Linked DNA regions of Homo sapiens: all the other regions are linked to region 4. The links are chromatin contacts, found by Hi-C or POLR2A ChIA-PET in ENCODE. All regions are on one chromosome and are shown on one strand. The core of a region is the stretch at or near the end of the contact, and the rest is flanking DNA. Distances in the headings are between cores, read along the strand shown. Region 1 has its middle 28 kb from the start of KCNA2. Region 2 holds the start of PHTF1 (putative homeodomain transcription factor 1). Region 3 holds the start of DCLRE1B (DNA cross-link repair 1B). Region 4 holds the start of CAPZA1 (capping actin protein of muscle Z-line subunit alpha 1). Region 5 holds the start of CD53 (CD53 molecule).

Evidence for each region. A loop is a pair of places that touch in the nucleus more often than their neighbours do. ChIA-PET counts read pairs that join two places held with the same protein, here RNA polymerase II (POLR2A). Pooled maps may share reads with other maps.
Region 1: a loop to region 4 is called in a map with no recorded cell type, with 22 times the contacts of the local background. The contact joins the enhancer-like site here to the promoter of CAPZA1 in region 4. A Hi-C loop is called at or near these places in 2 of 37 single-sample maps with no recorded cell type and 5 of 50 pooled maps.
Region 2: a map of B cell shows a loop between it and region 4 (4-fold over the local background). The contact joins the promoter of PHTF1 here to the promoter of CAPZA1 in region 4. A Hi-C loop is called at or near these places in 1 of 168 maps with a recorded cell type or tissue (B cell) and 9 of 50 pooled maps. POLR2A ChIA-PET finds 5 or more read pairs at or near these places in 1 of 52 experiments (OCI-LY7).
Region 3: a pooled map shows a loop between it and region 4 (16-fold over the local background). The contact joins the promoter of DCLRE1B here to the promoter of CAPZA1 in region 4. A Hi-C loop is called at or near these places in 9 of 50 pooled maps. POLR2A ChIA-PET finds 5 or more read pairs at or near these places in 2 of 52 experiments (GM10248 and T-cell).
Region 5: a pooled map shows a loop between it and region 4 (15-fold over the local background). The contact joins the promoter of CD53 here to the promoter of CAPZA1 in region 4. A Hi-C loop is called at or near these places in 1 of 168 maps with a recorded cell type or tissue (CD4-positive, alpha-beta T cell), 2 of 37 single-sample maps with no recorded cell type and 8 of 50 pooled maps. POLR2A ChIA-PET finds 5 or more read pairs at or near these places in 1 of 52 experiments (OCI-LY7).

What each region holds. Positions count from the first base shown.
Region 1 is chr1:110,633,314-110,636,187 of GRCh38, forward strand. No RefSeq gene overlaps it. Among named protein-coding and RNA genes, the nearest start is that of KCNA2, 28 kb to the left of the region's middle. RefSeq lists an enhancer at 1,420-1,609. Within about 2 kb of position 1,623, at least 14 of the 41 ENCODE cell types and tissues checked have a DNase peak (open chromatin) inside an H3K27ac peak, as active enhancers do.
Region 2 is chr1:113,758,044-113,760,770 of GRCh38, forward strand. PHTF1 (putative homeodomain transcription factor 1) reads right to left here and starts at 1,443. Exons shown (of 19, transcript NM_001323043.2): 1 at 980-1,443; 2 at 616-690. The coding sequence starts at 660. RefSeq lists silencers at 83-212, 846-1,165 and an enhancer at 1,316-1,895.
Region 3 is chr1:113,903,958-113,906,657 of GRCh38, forward strand. It overlaps DCLRE1B (DNA cross-link repair 1B), which reads left to right and starts at 1,369. Exons shown (of 4, transcript NM_022836.4): 1 at 1,369-1,818. The coding sequence starts at 1,630. It overlaps AP4B1 (adaptor related protein complex 4 subunit beta 1), which reads right to left and starts at 842. Exons shown (of 10, transcript NM_001253852.3): 1 at 648-842. The coding sequence starts at 760. RefSeq lists enhancers at 478-537, 618-1,177, 1,208-1,257.
Region 4 is chr1:112,618,475-112,621,174 of GRCh38, forward strand. It overlaps CAPZA1 (capping actin protein of muscle Z-line subunit alpha 1), which reads left to right and starts at 1,358. Exons shown (of 10, transcript NM_006135.3): 1 at 1,358-1,409. The coding sequence starts at 1,371. It overlaps ST7L (suppression of tumorigenicity 7 like), which reads right to left and starts at 667. Exons shown (of 15, transcript NM_017744.5): 1 at 435-667. The coding sequence starts at 639. RefSeq lists enhancers at 631-730, 839-2,038, 1,191-1,640.
Region 5 is chr1:110,871,859-110,874,558 of GRCh38, forward strand. CD53 (CD53 molecule) reads left to right here and starts at 1,290. Exons shown (of 8, transcript NM_000560.4): 1 at 1,290-1,390. RefSeq lists enhancers at 491-540, 1,141-1,250.

The DNA of each region.
Region 1 (2,874 bases), core at 373-2,872, 2.0 Mb before region 4:
TGGGATTTTCCCTATTGGGACCCCTAGACTGGGTAAAGGAGTGAAAAGGCCACCATGTTATTGATGCAGGGTGGGACTGTGCTGGTGAGGGAGCAGGAAGGGGGTTGCTGGAGTTGGAAATCTTGCAAGAAAGTACTTAAAGCAATGCCTAAGGGTTCTGGGCTACTGGACTGGTGGGAGTGCTGACAGCAGGACACTGATAGGCTGGGGAGAGAAGACAGTGCTCAAGGGTGGAAGGTATCAAAAACATGCCAGAGACCATGCATATGGGATTCAGAAGCAAGAAACTTGAAGGCAGAGAGGTGAGAGTGGGATGTTTGAGTTTAAAATTCCCAAGGAGTGCAAGTCCCGTCAAAGTTCAGGATGTGGCCTTGAGTGGGGTCCCCAAGCAGAGTCAGGGTGTAGGAGCCTGGAGAGGAAAAGGTCAAAGGTTTTGGTCCCCAGGATTCTGGATGTCAGGGTGATAACTGAATTTGAGGGGAAGCCTGGGAGCCAGGTGCCAAGGCCTTTGATGGCTGAGGAGGGAATGGGTGGGCAGCTCTGAGAGGGGGTCTTGTCGTGTTCTAGATAATGAAAGATGAGCAGGGGATGCCTCAAAAGGCCACTGGATGTAATCCAGCCCTAGGCCAGCTGGACTTGGGTGACTTGCCTGAGGACAGGCAGCAAAAAAGTGGCTGAGACAAAATAAAAATTAACTTTATGTCTGTAATCACTTACTCTTCCAACCCTTATGGACTGCCGGTCTGTACAGATGTTCTGGTTCACTAAAAGCTTGGTTGACAAGACTTTTTATTCTCCTGAATTTGTAGTACATATTCACCATGTGACCTTGGGAAATGCATGTCATATTCTACCAGCCTCAGTTTCCCCCTCTGAATGCCAAGAGGCTGACCAGAGTGGCAAGTTTTCAGCCTTGTCAGGTGGACCCCAGCGATTCAGTGAAAGAGGCTAAAGGTACCTGGGTGGTGTTGCAGAGCTGGGGGGTGGGAAGATTACAGGGAATCTGCAGGGGATCAGTTCCTGGCCCCACCTTGGTCTCCAGCTGAGCAGCTACCCTTGAATCTGCCAGAATTCTAGACTTCTGCATGAGATTTTGTTTGGAAAGAGGATTCTGCTGCCTAAAACTGTGAAAAATCATGATCTTGCCTAGCCCTGACACTGCGTGAGCCTGTTGCCTTCCTGTACTGGAGGGTGTATCCTTGGCAGTGTGTCCCTTCTGCTTGCCCCAGTCAATTTTAATGCCTAAGCACTTGGCAGGAACATGGGTAGTGCCAGGACCTCTGTAATGCACTTGGCAATGAGCTGATGCTCTTTAGTGGTAGTTGTGACGCCTCTCAGAAATCTGACTTTACTAAAGTGGTATTGATGGGCCAAGGGCTTGGGTGCTCCTCAGTGACCTTGATGATGAATTACATCTGGGATCCAGTGAGTGGAACAGACAGGTTCTTTAGCTGAGGAACAAAGCCCAGGCCTGTTCTTCATCACTTAGCACCAGCTGGGATCCCTTGTTGCCAGGCTGGCAGCTGTGAGGGATCACTTGGCCACCAGGAAGACTTCCCAGCTGGGACTGTTCTGAAGATTTGTGCCAGAGAAACTACATCTGTGAGTCACTGCTCAGGGGAAAACCCAGCTGCTCGGCTCAGCTCCAGCCCCAGTGGCCCCGGGGAAGGACCAGAAGGCAGAGCGAGAATAAAAGATAGGCTGCTTTGCTTTTCTCAGTTTCCATAGCAGGTTACCGTATTTGCAGTTCTTCATTTCATGAGGGAAGTTGAGAGTGGGACTGGAATCAAAAGAGGTACTCAGATGGTGAAGCCCATAGCTGTTGGGTGTGGAGGTTTTGGCTAAGCCACCAGGGATACTTCTCTGACCCTCTGGATCCTTACTTTGACTCATCGCCCTTTTTTTTTTTTTTTTTCTGATCCACAGGTGGCTACAGCCAGGTTCATAGTCTGGCACATGGCATTTTCTGGACAGTGAGAATCAGGAAATGGGGGTGAATCTTAGAGTGGGTCTGATGAATCGTGGGAAAATCTCTCAACATTGAGACAGAGATACTGGAAGGAGCTTGAGATTTGTTTTATAAGAAGAGGGATTCTTGGTGTCATGGCTGTCTTCTCAGAAGGGAAGATCGGTCAGGTGTGGGCCTGAAAACCATGGGTGTTAAAGGGCTGACCCTGGAACAGTCCCTGCAAGGATAGGGGTGGACCATCAGGACAATGATGGGAAAGTGCTGGTGTTTGGGATGTCACTTCCCACAAATTGACAATCACTGCAGAGGCCAAGAAGCCTCCCACTGGGTTTGGGGGGTCAGTATCTCTTCAATTAAACTAAGGCAAATTCTTAGCTGCCAAGGAGGCCAGGTGACTTTGGGTTCTAGTCTCAGATGAGTCCTAGTGGGCTAGAAGCCTGCTTTGCTCTGCTTGACACAGACCAGACATGATGGGTAGGACTTAGTTCCACAGTGGATGTGGGGAGTCCTGTGAGCTGGTGGGAGTGTGTCTGGAGCGTGCCTAGAATCATGGGGCCTGCATGGTAAAGGTCCTGCAACCAAGCCAAAATGGGGATGCTTATGGGGCTGGGGATGTTTAGCCTAGAAAAGGGCATAGGAGGCTAGTGTTTTTTGAATCCCTGTTGCTCTAGATGACAGAACTGAGGCCAATAGATGGAGATAATAGGAAGAAAAATTGTGACTCACCAGAGATAAAGCTAGCTGATATTTTAAGACAGTAAAGTCTAATGGTTAAGATCTTGGACTCTAGAGTAGAGTCACAATGGGCACCACCCTGAATCCTGCTCACAGATGTGGGTCTGCAACCCACTTGGTGTTGGCCTGCTCTGCCCTGGGATTTAAAAAACTTGCATCAGTCATCAGCA
Region 2 (2,727 bases), core at 193-2,692, 1.1 Mb after region 4:
TTGAGACCAGCCTGACCAACATGGTGAAACCCCGTCCCTACTAAAAATACAAAAAATTAGCCGGGCGTGGTGGTGGGCGCCTGTGATCCCAGCTACTCCAGAGGCTGAGCCCGGGAGGCGGAGCTTGCAGTGAGCCGAGGTCGCGCCATCGCCCTCCAGCCTGGGCAACAAGAGCGAAACTCCGTCTCAAAAAAAAAAAAAAAAAAAAAAAATCCACTTCTTAAGGAAAAGAGCACTAGAAAAACTAGAGAGGAATAAAAGATAAGGAACAGCTCAATAAGATTGTTGATAGTATCAATCTGAGCTGTGCACATACAGGTTTCATGTCTTTTTTGTTTTTAAGCAGTTTGATCAGAAGCAAACTTTCAAAGCATTGCGGTGGCATTGTGTATGCAGCCTGAAGGAGGTGGCTTGTAAACCTTATTCTGGGACCTGGAACCGGGTTTAAAAGACATAATGACCTTGTACATCTTTTTTTTTTTTTTTTCATTTATGTTGAAGTATACATGAACACCTGGCACTACTAAACTCGGGGGAAAGTAACATTATATTATTTGTGGGAGCTTTTTGCAGGAAGAATGCTTTACAAATAAAAAAAATATATATATGTATTACCTTCTTTTGGTACCACGATATAGCATCTCTCTCATTTGAGGCCATCTGTGTCTCCAGCCAGAGAATGGGATTTCACTGAAAATGAAGGAAAACCAATCGGTGAGTCCAGCTGCTGAAGGTTACTCTCCCAGTTTGGGTAGGACGCGAAAACCGCTTCTCTCAGCCTCTCCATGAGCTGCTCTTTCTCCAGCTGTTTGCCAGGGAAAACACAACAAACAAACAAAAAAAAACTGGCGCAGCGGCGACCGGAGAAGCCTCTGCAATATATCGGGCGAGCGTGTTCGTGGGTGCGGGGGAGGGGCAGGGGCCGCCGCTGGAGTCGCCCGGCACCCGCCTCCTTCGCTCGCCCGCGTCCGGCTCTCACCTAGTGCCCGTTGCCCCGCGGGCCGGCGCCCGGGACCTCCGTCCTCAGTGCCCGGGGTCCCACCGTGAGGCCGGGGGCGAGGCGGCGGGCCAGGCAGGCCGCATCTTCCCCTCCAGGCGGAGACGCCGGAGAGGCCGTTACCATGGAGACCGCGGAGGCCGCCCCAGCTTCGGAGGCAGCCGGCCGCCCAGCGCCCTGAGGGCGGCAAATCGATCGCCGGTCAGAGGCCGCCTACAGGGTCACGGACTGACCAGAAAATAAGCAGAGAATGAACTGGAAAATGAGGGGGATTAAAAGTGAAGGCCTCCAGTCGCCACGGCGACAGCAAAAGGCTTTGTGCCCAGCTGGAAAAGACAGGTGCAAAGGCCCCGGACCCCGAGAGCCCGGGAGCCCGGGAGGAGGAGGCGGCGGCAGCGGCGCTCGTCTTCTGCGGGCCGCGCCGGGATGCAGTGACTCAGCCGTCTGAGATCTGGGCTAGAGCCGCTCAGCCGACCACCGGGCAGCAGCCTTCGGCTTCCGCTTTCCGGCTTTCGCCGCCGAGGTGGCTCCGCCCCTGGCCCGGGGCCTTCCCGCCCAGCCTTGGTCCAGGCTCCGGGTCCGAGGGCCTGGGGAGTCGCGCGGCATATCGATGGCCAAGAGCAGCTCCCTCAGATCACCCTTCAGGCCTCAGCTTAAAAGTCACTTCCTCACAAACGACTCTCCCATCCAGCGGTCTAAAGGAGGTCGGTCCTGATACTCTAGTAGCTCACGTCTTTGTGGCACTCATTTTCGTGTTTCATGGCTTAATCTCTGTTCCCCAGTGGGCTGTGGGCTCCATGAGGTCAGAGACTGGGGCCTGGCACAAGCCTGGCACTTAGGTTCCCAATGTTTGTTGAGCGAACGAATCAATGTTTGCGTGAATTTACGCTGCCCTGGGAGGAAGGGCCAGGCTGCGGCTTAGTGACTCCCTTCCTCTCCCGCCCCTCAGCAGCTCTGGGTCTGGAGCTTTCTAGTGCTCAAAGGTGTAGGGGGAAAAGAGGAACAAGTATTGGGCAGTCACAGCTTTTTCCAAATTAGGGTAAAGTTAGGTGGCGGCAGGAACAGGTTAATTAGGGCCGATAGAGGTCAGGAGAAAGGAAAGAAAGGTTGAACCCTCAAGTGAATATTTAAGGATACGTTAAAAGGATTTTTAGGCTGCTTTTTTTTTTTTTTTTTTTTTGGCCATTAATGGAACACTGTCCCCTTACAGCCATTCTCCCCACCTTATTTGAAGCCGTGTTCTTGCTAGCCCACAGCGTGTAGCATCTGGGTCAGAGAAAGCTAATGACAGATGATAGCTTCACTTAAGAAAGCCTAAGAGGCGCTGTACTCAATGTTTTGCAGACATTATTTCTTCTTATCTATTGAGTGGGCACCAGGTGGAAGTTATCCCATTTCACGGATGAGGAAAATCGACTAAGCTAAAATAACTCCCACAGGACTAAGTTTTACAAATTACTTCACCCAGCCTGGGCGCAGTGGCTCACGCCTGCAATCTGGGCGCTTTGGGAGGCCTGAGGCGGAAATGTAGCTTGAGCACAGGAGTTTGAGACCAGCCTTAGCAACATGGCCAGACCCCGTCTCTTAAAAAAAAAAAATTAGCCGGGGGTGGTGGCGCGCACCTGTAGTCCCAGCTACTTCGAAGACTGAGGCAGGAGGATCGTCTGAGTCCACGAGTTCGAGGCTGTAGTGAGCTATGATTGCACCACTGCACTTCGGCCTAGGCAACA
Region 3 (2,700 bases), core at 119-2,618, 1.3 Mb after region 4:
ATAGCTGTAGGCAAGAGTTATGTGTTCAGGTATGTATAATGGAAAAATTCTGTCTCAAATGAGGCAAAGTGGCCTACTAGTAAGCTGCTGCAATTGCTTTATTGATGAAGGCCTGGACCAGAACAACAATGCTAATAAACAAGAGAGGATGGATATTTAGAATTATGAATTCAAACCATCTGACATAAGAAGTGAGAGATCAGGTGTCCTCAAGGTTGGCTCCCACGCATAGTCGGCTGCTGGTGGCATTCATCAACACAAATGTAAGCTGAACAGGTTTGAGGAAGACGGAAGAATGTCCGGGCTATTTCGGACATACTTTTGATAAACCACGCACGTGGAAATGCCAAGCAGGCAGTGGGATACGTGGGTCTGAAGCTAAAAAAGGAAGTCTGTACTAGCTATATTATAGATCCAAGAGTCACCAGTAATTGCTCAAGCCCGTGATATGGAGGAAACTACCCAGCTGAGTAAAAGATGCTGCAGAGGGGAGACTGACATGGTACTCCAAAGCAGCAGGACGAAGACCGAACCATATAACTGCCACGTGTGAAAGCTAATTCACCCTTTCAGAGAGACTGGGGCTAGTGAGCCCTGATGGGGATTGCAAAGGGAGCAGTTAGCACGCGAAGGGAGGTAGGTGATACCTAATCACTCGCTGGATGACATTCCGGTAGCGCAGCCTATCAGCTTGAATGTGAGGATTGCACAGAGCCTTCTTCAGCTCCTTCACCACGTCCTCGGAGCCAAGGTACGGCATCTTCCTAAGAGTCACAGGGCAGCTCCCACAGCTCCCACGGTAACTCGAGGGCTCCTTCTCGTCCTGATGTGGGAGCCTGAGTAAAGGAAATATGAGTCAGTGAAAATACAAAAGGCGAGATCTCGCCTCAGGCTCGGCTTCCGTAGGGCCGGCACGCTGGCCCTGACACACTTCCACGCCCTCCGCGACACCGCGAGCCCCACCCTAGGCTCTTCAGGCCCTACCGTCGGCCGGCAGGCCGTTCGCCCCGCCCACAGATCGCTCCCGCTACTTCTAGGTCCTCCGCCGGATTTCCAGCGCCGCGTCCGACTGACCGCAGACCCCTCCCTCTCCAGTTCCAGCCTTAATTCCCCCTCCACGCCGTTCTCATCGCGGATAGGCCCAATCTTGCTTTCTGCGGAAGTCCCGCCCCCTTGTCAAGAGACCAAACAGAAGACCGCTGCCGGTCTCCCCGCGAGCGAGCGCTAAGCGTAGTCCCGACTCCGACCTTAGGATGCCCTTCCCCCAACCTCTCACTCTCCAGGCGCAGCTGCGCGGCTCCCTCTGGTGGAGCTGCGGCGGGCAATCGGAAATCGGCTACTTTGGCCTGTCTCCTCCCTGCAGCGCGCGCTTTGAGTGCCCGGCTCGGCCTCCGCTCCCGCGCGGTTGGGAGTGTCCAGCGCCCTCCGCGATTTGGGCTCCAGCGGGCAGGGTGACTTCCTTTTTCTGCCCACTCTGGTAACTTATTGCTCTGCTGGGCTCTTTCCCTTAGGGTCTCTGGCCCTGTTCTTGCCCCAGCATGACTTTTATCGGGACGCCGTTGTGGAAGCCTCACGCAGGAGCCCTGCCCCCGTGGAGAAGATCCCACTGGTGACTCCAACCCTACCACCATGAATGGGGTCCTGATCCCCCATACGCCCATCGCAGTGGACTTCTGGAGCCTGCGCCGGGCTGGCACCGCACGTCTCTTCTTCTTGTCTCACATGCACTCGGACCACACCGTGGGCCTGTCTAGCACCTGGGCCCGGCCCCTCTACTGCTCCCCAATTACAGCCCACCTCTTGCATCGTCACCTACAGGTATGGGGCTGGAGTCGGTCTCCGAGAGCTGGTCCAGGCATCTGGGTTGGGACTTCAACCTGTCATTCTTGGAGTCATAGAATGGGGGCCACGAAAACTGATTTGGAAGTTGTTTGAACCCAAAAATGCATCTTTAACCCAGAATAGGAACGTGTTTTCGAAGTGACCAACTTGAGATAGTTAGCCATAAGTTGAGGAGATATTTTAATCCAGCCAAGGAAACTATTCCTACCTTTATAAGTAAGCTAGGCCGATGTTTCCCAAACTTGCCTTTTTTTTTTTTTTTTTTTTTTTTTTTTGAGACGGAGTCTCGCTCTGTTGCCCAGGCTGGAGTGCAGTGGCGCAATCTCGGCTCACTGCAGCCTCCGCCTCCCGGGTTCAAGCGATTCTCCTGTCTCGGCCTCCTGAGTAGCTGAGATTACAGGCGCACGCCACCACGCCCAGCTAATTTTTTGTATTTTTTGTGGAGACGGGGTTTCACCATGTTGGCCAGGCTGTTCTCTAACTCCTGACCTTAAGTGATCCGCCCGCCTCAGCCTCCCCAAGTGCTGGGATTACAAGCGTGAGCCACCACGCCCCGCCTAAACTTGCCTCATCTTAAGAATCCACCTAATGTGCTGGGTGGTTCTCCAGCTCTCTCCCCACCCCACCCTTAAGTCTCCAAGAGATTAAGATCAGGAGTAAGTTTGGGAATTGCTGACTAGACTGTTTGCTGAACTCTTTTTTTTTTTTTGAGATGGAGTCTCGCTCTGTCGCCCAGGCTGGAGTGCAGTGGCGCAAACTCGGCTCACTGCAAGCTCCGCCTCCCGGGTTCACGCCATTCTCCTGCCTCAGCCTCCCGAGTAGCTGGGACTACAGGCGCCCGCCACCACGCCTGGCTAA
Region 4 (2,700 bases), core at 108-2,607:
TTAAATTACAGATGTGCTCATCTTTGTTGCCTGGATATGAGTTCTTTCAGCTGGGCAGCGGGAGACTCAAAGTAGTGACTTTTAAGGGATCCTACCAGAGGTGGGGGAGCCAATATAAATTACGTATCCTAATCTGAGACACTCTTCTGTCCTAATACCTGAAGCTTATAGCTTGTCAGGTGGCTTTTCCATGGAAAAACGAGGACATAAGAGAGAGGGCGGACCTTAAGAGTTCTACGGAGGAGCCGGTAACGGCAGCAGGCTTGTCAATCAACTGCAAGGTTGCAGCCCAAAAGAAAAAGAACTCACTTGATCGCTCATCATCGACTCCTCAGAGGCCCTCTAGGACTACCGAGAATCTCTTGCCCTTTGGCTCTTGCCCCCGACATCTCTCCTGGCCCCCCGCCCTGCCCCAGGAGGTCTGGTCCTCTCACCCGCTGCCAAATTCTCACACAGCCTCAAAGGGATCCTCAGGGCGTAAAGCAGCCCCAGCCCCGCCACGAACCACAACGAGGCCCCAGTCCCCGCCAGCCCGGCCCGCAGTCGCTCCCTCCAGCCTAGCGTCGGGTTTAGGCCAGGGACAGATGCAGGAGACGCTCCAACAGCTGCGGCTTCACCCACGCCGCCACGGTCCGCCATCTTGCCGCTATCGCAGGCGCCAGGAGCTGGGAGGGGAGAAGGACAGGAAACCGGGAGTCGGGAATCCTGGGATAGTGGCGGACCTGAAGTTGGCCTCTGTGAAGGCTGAGTCCTGGGGAACCGGGACCGAGAAGATTTCGAAGGTGGAGGAGCGTGTCTCAAGATTGGGGCTACCTGTTCTTTCGTGGGGCAGGGAAGGGGCGGACAGCAGCGCCTATTCTGGAGGAACTGGACTGAGATGTGACCCCGAAGTGTTACCGCTTCCAAACGAAATGAGGGTCACCTTTCACACCGCCCCCCCCCCGGGGTTGGAAAAGCCACCGATCGTTCCAGCTGCCGAGCAGCTCTTAAAGCTTTGGATTCGGCTGTCGTGGAGATAACGGGCACCAGAAAAACTTGTAGGAGTAGCAACAGCTATTTGGTCGGATGGAGGCCAGAAGCCAAGAATAATCGAAACACGCTGCCAGCGCCCATTAGATGGATGGGAAATGAGTGTAACTCATTGGGAAAGATATTAGACTTCAAATCACCTAAGGCAAACCCTACTTCCTGGGGCGCGGGCGCGGGCGCTGGCGTTAGGAGACGTCACTCCCGCGCATAACTGACATGGGGCCCTCTTGGTCGGCGTTTCCGGGCGGGTCCTTCCGACGGCCGCCGCGGTGATTCCATCACTCGGCTTTCTTCCCGGCCTGCCTCGCGCCCGTAGCCGGGCTGGGCCAGAACAGCCCAAGATGGCCGACTTCGATGATCGTGTGTCGGATGAGGAGAAGGTAAGGGGTCCGCCTCTCTCTCTTACCTCCTCCCCCGACAGGGAACTGGGGCCCGGCCCGGCTGCGTTGGGAGCCTAGCAGTGTCCCCAGGAAAAAGAAGCTTCTTGGTCCATGCTGACATACGCTCTCCGCAGTCGGGACGCTTCCCTCTTAGGGGGCTTTCCTCTGCCTCACGGTGGCCCCAGTTCCTCGTTCCTCGACTCTCCTTTTCTCTCAGGCCTGAGGCACAGCCCAGGGGCCTCCCTGCAAGGGAACAGACGTTTCCTTTATTGGATCGTGACTGTGGACTTTTTTCTGTAATTTTGCGAGAGGGTGGTGGTTATGTTGCGACATATCAAAAAGCAGTTATTTTACCGCCTTTAGCAGTTGGGGCTCACCCCATCCCCCCATTTGTAGATATAATTGGGGTTAGTTTAGGGCGAGTCACTTCCTGGTCAGGATGGCCTCTTAACTTCCCTTTTGCTCCTCCTTCCTCAGGAAGTGATTTTGCTGTCACGACTCTTCGACAAGGAGAGGTCCCAAATGTTGTCCATCTCCCTACACATGCACTACTTTTCTCCTGTACTGTCGCCTGTCTGATTCGCTATAATAAATCTGTGAGCCTCAGGGCATTTGCTTCAGAATTTGAACACCAGTCTTTCCCTATAGACACATCCCTTTTAACGATAATTTTTGAAAATTTTGTTTCTTGTTAACAAATCTAGAATAGCTGATGGATTTTCTTAACCTCCAGAAAGGTTTTCTGTAACACATAATAAACCTTATGTTAACACGTTCAAGACTGAACAAAGCATCCTGCCTTCTTTGATGCTCCACTGTGGAGTCTTTGATCAGTTGAATTTGTCAGTGTGCATTTTGTATGCTCATTTCTTGAAAAGGGTCTTAAATACAAGAGCACATTCTAAGGTGGAATAACTTTTCTTCTGACAGTTGCACAGTTTCATAACAGTTTGTCAGGCTTTTCAGTAAGTACATGGTTTTAGGGCACGTAGAACTTAGAATGACCTCACAAGGCAACTTATTGGACAAGAATTATGACATTTGTCTCCCACTGTGGCTATTAGAAAATGTGTCCCCTTGAGTGCTCTGTAAATCTACCTGGGTGTTTTTTTCAATAAGAAGTTGGGATGGGAAGGGGACTGTTATGATCCATAAGTCCTCTGTACGGAATAACTTGATATATGTAGATATGGCATGCCATTTTGAAATGTTTAACAAGCCATTGACAACAGCGTTAGATTTTCTCTTATTTGGAAACTGATCTTCATACATGTTTAAGATTTAGGACAAA
Region 5 (2,700 bases), core at 40-2,539, 1.7 Mb before region 4:
CATGCTCAGATAAGTTTGGAGAAATCTATATATTATTTCCCCTGCTTAGAGAATATTAAGGACTGACAAGTTCTGCAGTAAAGACCTTTTTACCTTCATTTAATTCAGTTTTCCCCACAAGACAGCCCTGGCTGGAGATTACTCTGGATCTGAATGTCTCAGGGTGAAGGAAGCGGGAGACAGCTAGCTTTCCCAGAGGCATGCCCGCAAGTCAGCACCGCAGAGTGCATCTATCTGTTCATTTATAAGATGAAAACATTGGGGCCCAGTGATTGCTTCCAAGTTTCATAGTTAGCTAGTGATACATTTGGGTTGTCACATACTCCTTTGACCCAATCTAAGAAAATTCCAGTGATGCAGCATAGTGAAACCAGAAACACATTTTTCAAAATATATTGATCACAGTGTTTCTCAAAAGGCCTTCTCTGTGACCTTGAATTTTAATCCTACCTCTGACATGTCTTAGTTGTATGAGCTTGGGCAAATTTTCTAACCTCTTTGAGCGCCTGTTTTCTTGTATATAAATAAGGATGTAACAGTAACCAGTAGGATTATTATTAGGTGTTACCATTAATAAACTGAGGCTGACAGATTGAGACTTGCTCAAGATCTCACAGCTAAAAGAGATAAAGCTGGAACTGAAACTCAGATCTTTGGCTCCAAATGTGGTGTTTCCTGTACTAACCAAATCATTTCTACCAGTGCCCCTGGGATTATGCCTTGGGGACTCACCTTAAGACAGTCTTGCTCTCGAGACAGAGAAGTCTGCAAATGGTGTCCAATTCAAGTCTAGAGACTGGCTGAAGCCAGACAGAGGGAGTATGAGGAGGGGGCAGAGAATCTTCAGAAAGACATTCCAAAGTCTCGGGCCTAGAAAATGTTTAGAAATATTGGTTCCTGTGTTCCCCTCCAGTCTGTCTACCTGAATGGGAAACTGGTGGTGGGGCCAGGCATACTTCTTTTTGAACAAATACACAGTTAATTCTGAGATGCCACCTTGATTGAGAAGCACTGTCCTTTTCTAAGCAAAAATCATTGCCAAATTACCCTAGAATCCACCACTGCTCACAGATCTGTGCCTGAACCAACTTGGTTTTGAAGTTTTCTTTTGTTTCACAAAACTAGTTTAGGGTGGGCTGTGAGAGGAAGCTTCTAAAAAGCCACTGGGAAAGTACTAAATCTCTGAGACTAAAGAGGGCGGACTCAGCCTCACTTCCTCCTTCTTCTCATCTGGGCTTCCTGTCGTCACAGCATGATCATATTTTTTCACCCTTCACTTCTCCTTTTACACAAATAGCCCCGGATATCTGTGTTACCAGCCTTGTCTCGGCCACCTCAAGGATAATCACTAAATTCTGCCGAAAGGACTGAGGAACGGTGCCTGGAAAAGGTAAGGTTGATGACGTTTTAACTTGGCTTGCTGTCTAATGTGGGGTAGGGCGTATTCTTAGGGGTCTCCATATACCTCTCTAGTAACCATAAAATCTCCGGCAACTTCTCTTTCACAAATATTTAGTGCACAAAGTAAAACAGATTAGCAAGATCCTAGTAACATCCCCAAAGGCAATCAGGCCAGAAATACTTTTACTTAATCAGGTTCCCATTATCTAAATCTCTGAGTCGAGGCATTCACATGCCTTAATTGCTTCAGAGCTTGAATTACTCTGTGTAGTAATTCCTGATGCCTGGAGCTTTCTATGCGAGATGACATTGGGGAGATTTCCTATGTGCTCTGGTCTTCAGAAAATTGGTCTTGTGATTTTAAAGTGAGGAAAGAACCCACAGCCAGAGCTGTCTTTAGAAAGACAGCTAGAAGACACAGTTCTTTTTCATTTGAGAAAATTTCAAAAGTAAATTTAGTGACTCCCACTGTGGTTCTTCAAAGCCACTAAATAGAAAGGTGGCTAAAAATCAAAACACCAGGATGTGCTCAGTAACTGTATTTTAAAAGGTGAAAGCTAGACATCTCTAAAGGATGCATAGATTGTTGGCTTTTAAGGAGCAGGAAGCACATTGGGATCCTCAGCATTTCCCCAAATTATCCTTGGTGTACAAAACATGACCACTGATAAATGTCACATGAAATGCACGTATAAAATGCAATCCCCAAAACTTGATACTGCAGTAATTTCCAATCATGTGCTGTAACTAATGACTGAGGTTGCATGGACTCAGCAAAGTGTTAGCAGAGCTTCGGTCCTGACTCTCTGTGACCACCATCGGAAACTCTATGTAAGAGCTTTCTTCTTCCAAGACCTGTGAGAATTTCACTTGATTATGCCCTGGAGCAGAAAGGAGAAAGTTCTCTTTGATTACACCCACCCATCTAAGTATGAGGATTGGGAACAGGGCAGAGGGCTCTAGATTTCCAAGAGGGGTGGGGACGGGGAGAGGGCTCTGGATTCCCAAAACACCTCAGAGTTTATTGAGCCTTGTATTAAAAAATAAAAAGCAGTCTTTTAAATAAATTCACTTAATAATCAAGTGGTAGGTGCCTCCTGAGGCCAGGCACTGTGCTTTGGGAATTGTGGGGGAGGGAGATGAAAAGGTAGAAGGAGAATATTTGTCTAGCAAACAGTCCTACTCTTAAGGAACTCCCATGGGAGATAAGAGATATCATACTATGCGTGTGCTTTGGAAGAAAGCTGAGAAAAAGCAAACTCCCAGCTGCTGGACAAACAAAGAGGTTTTGCTTTCTCA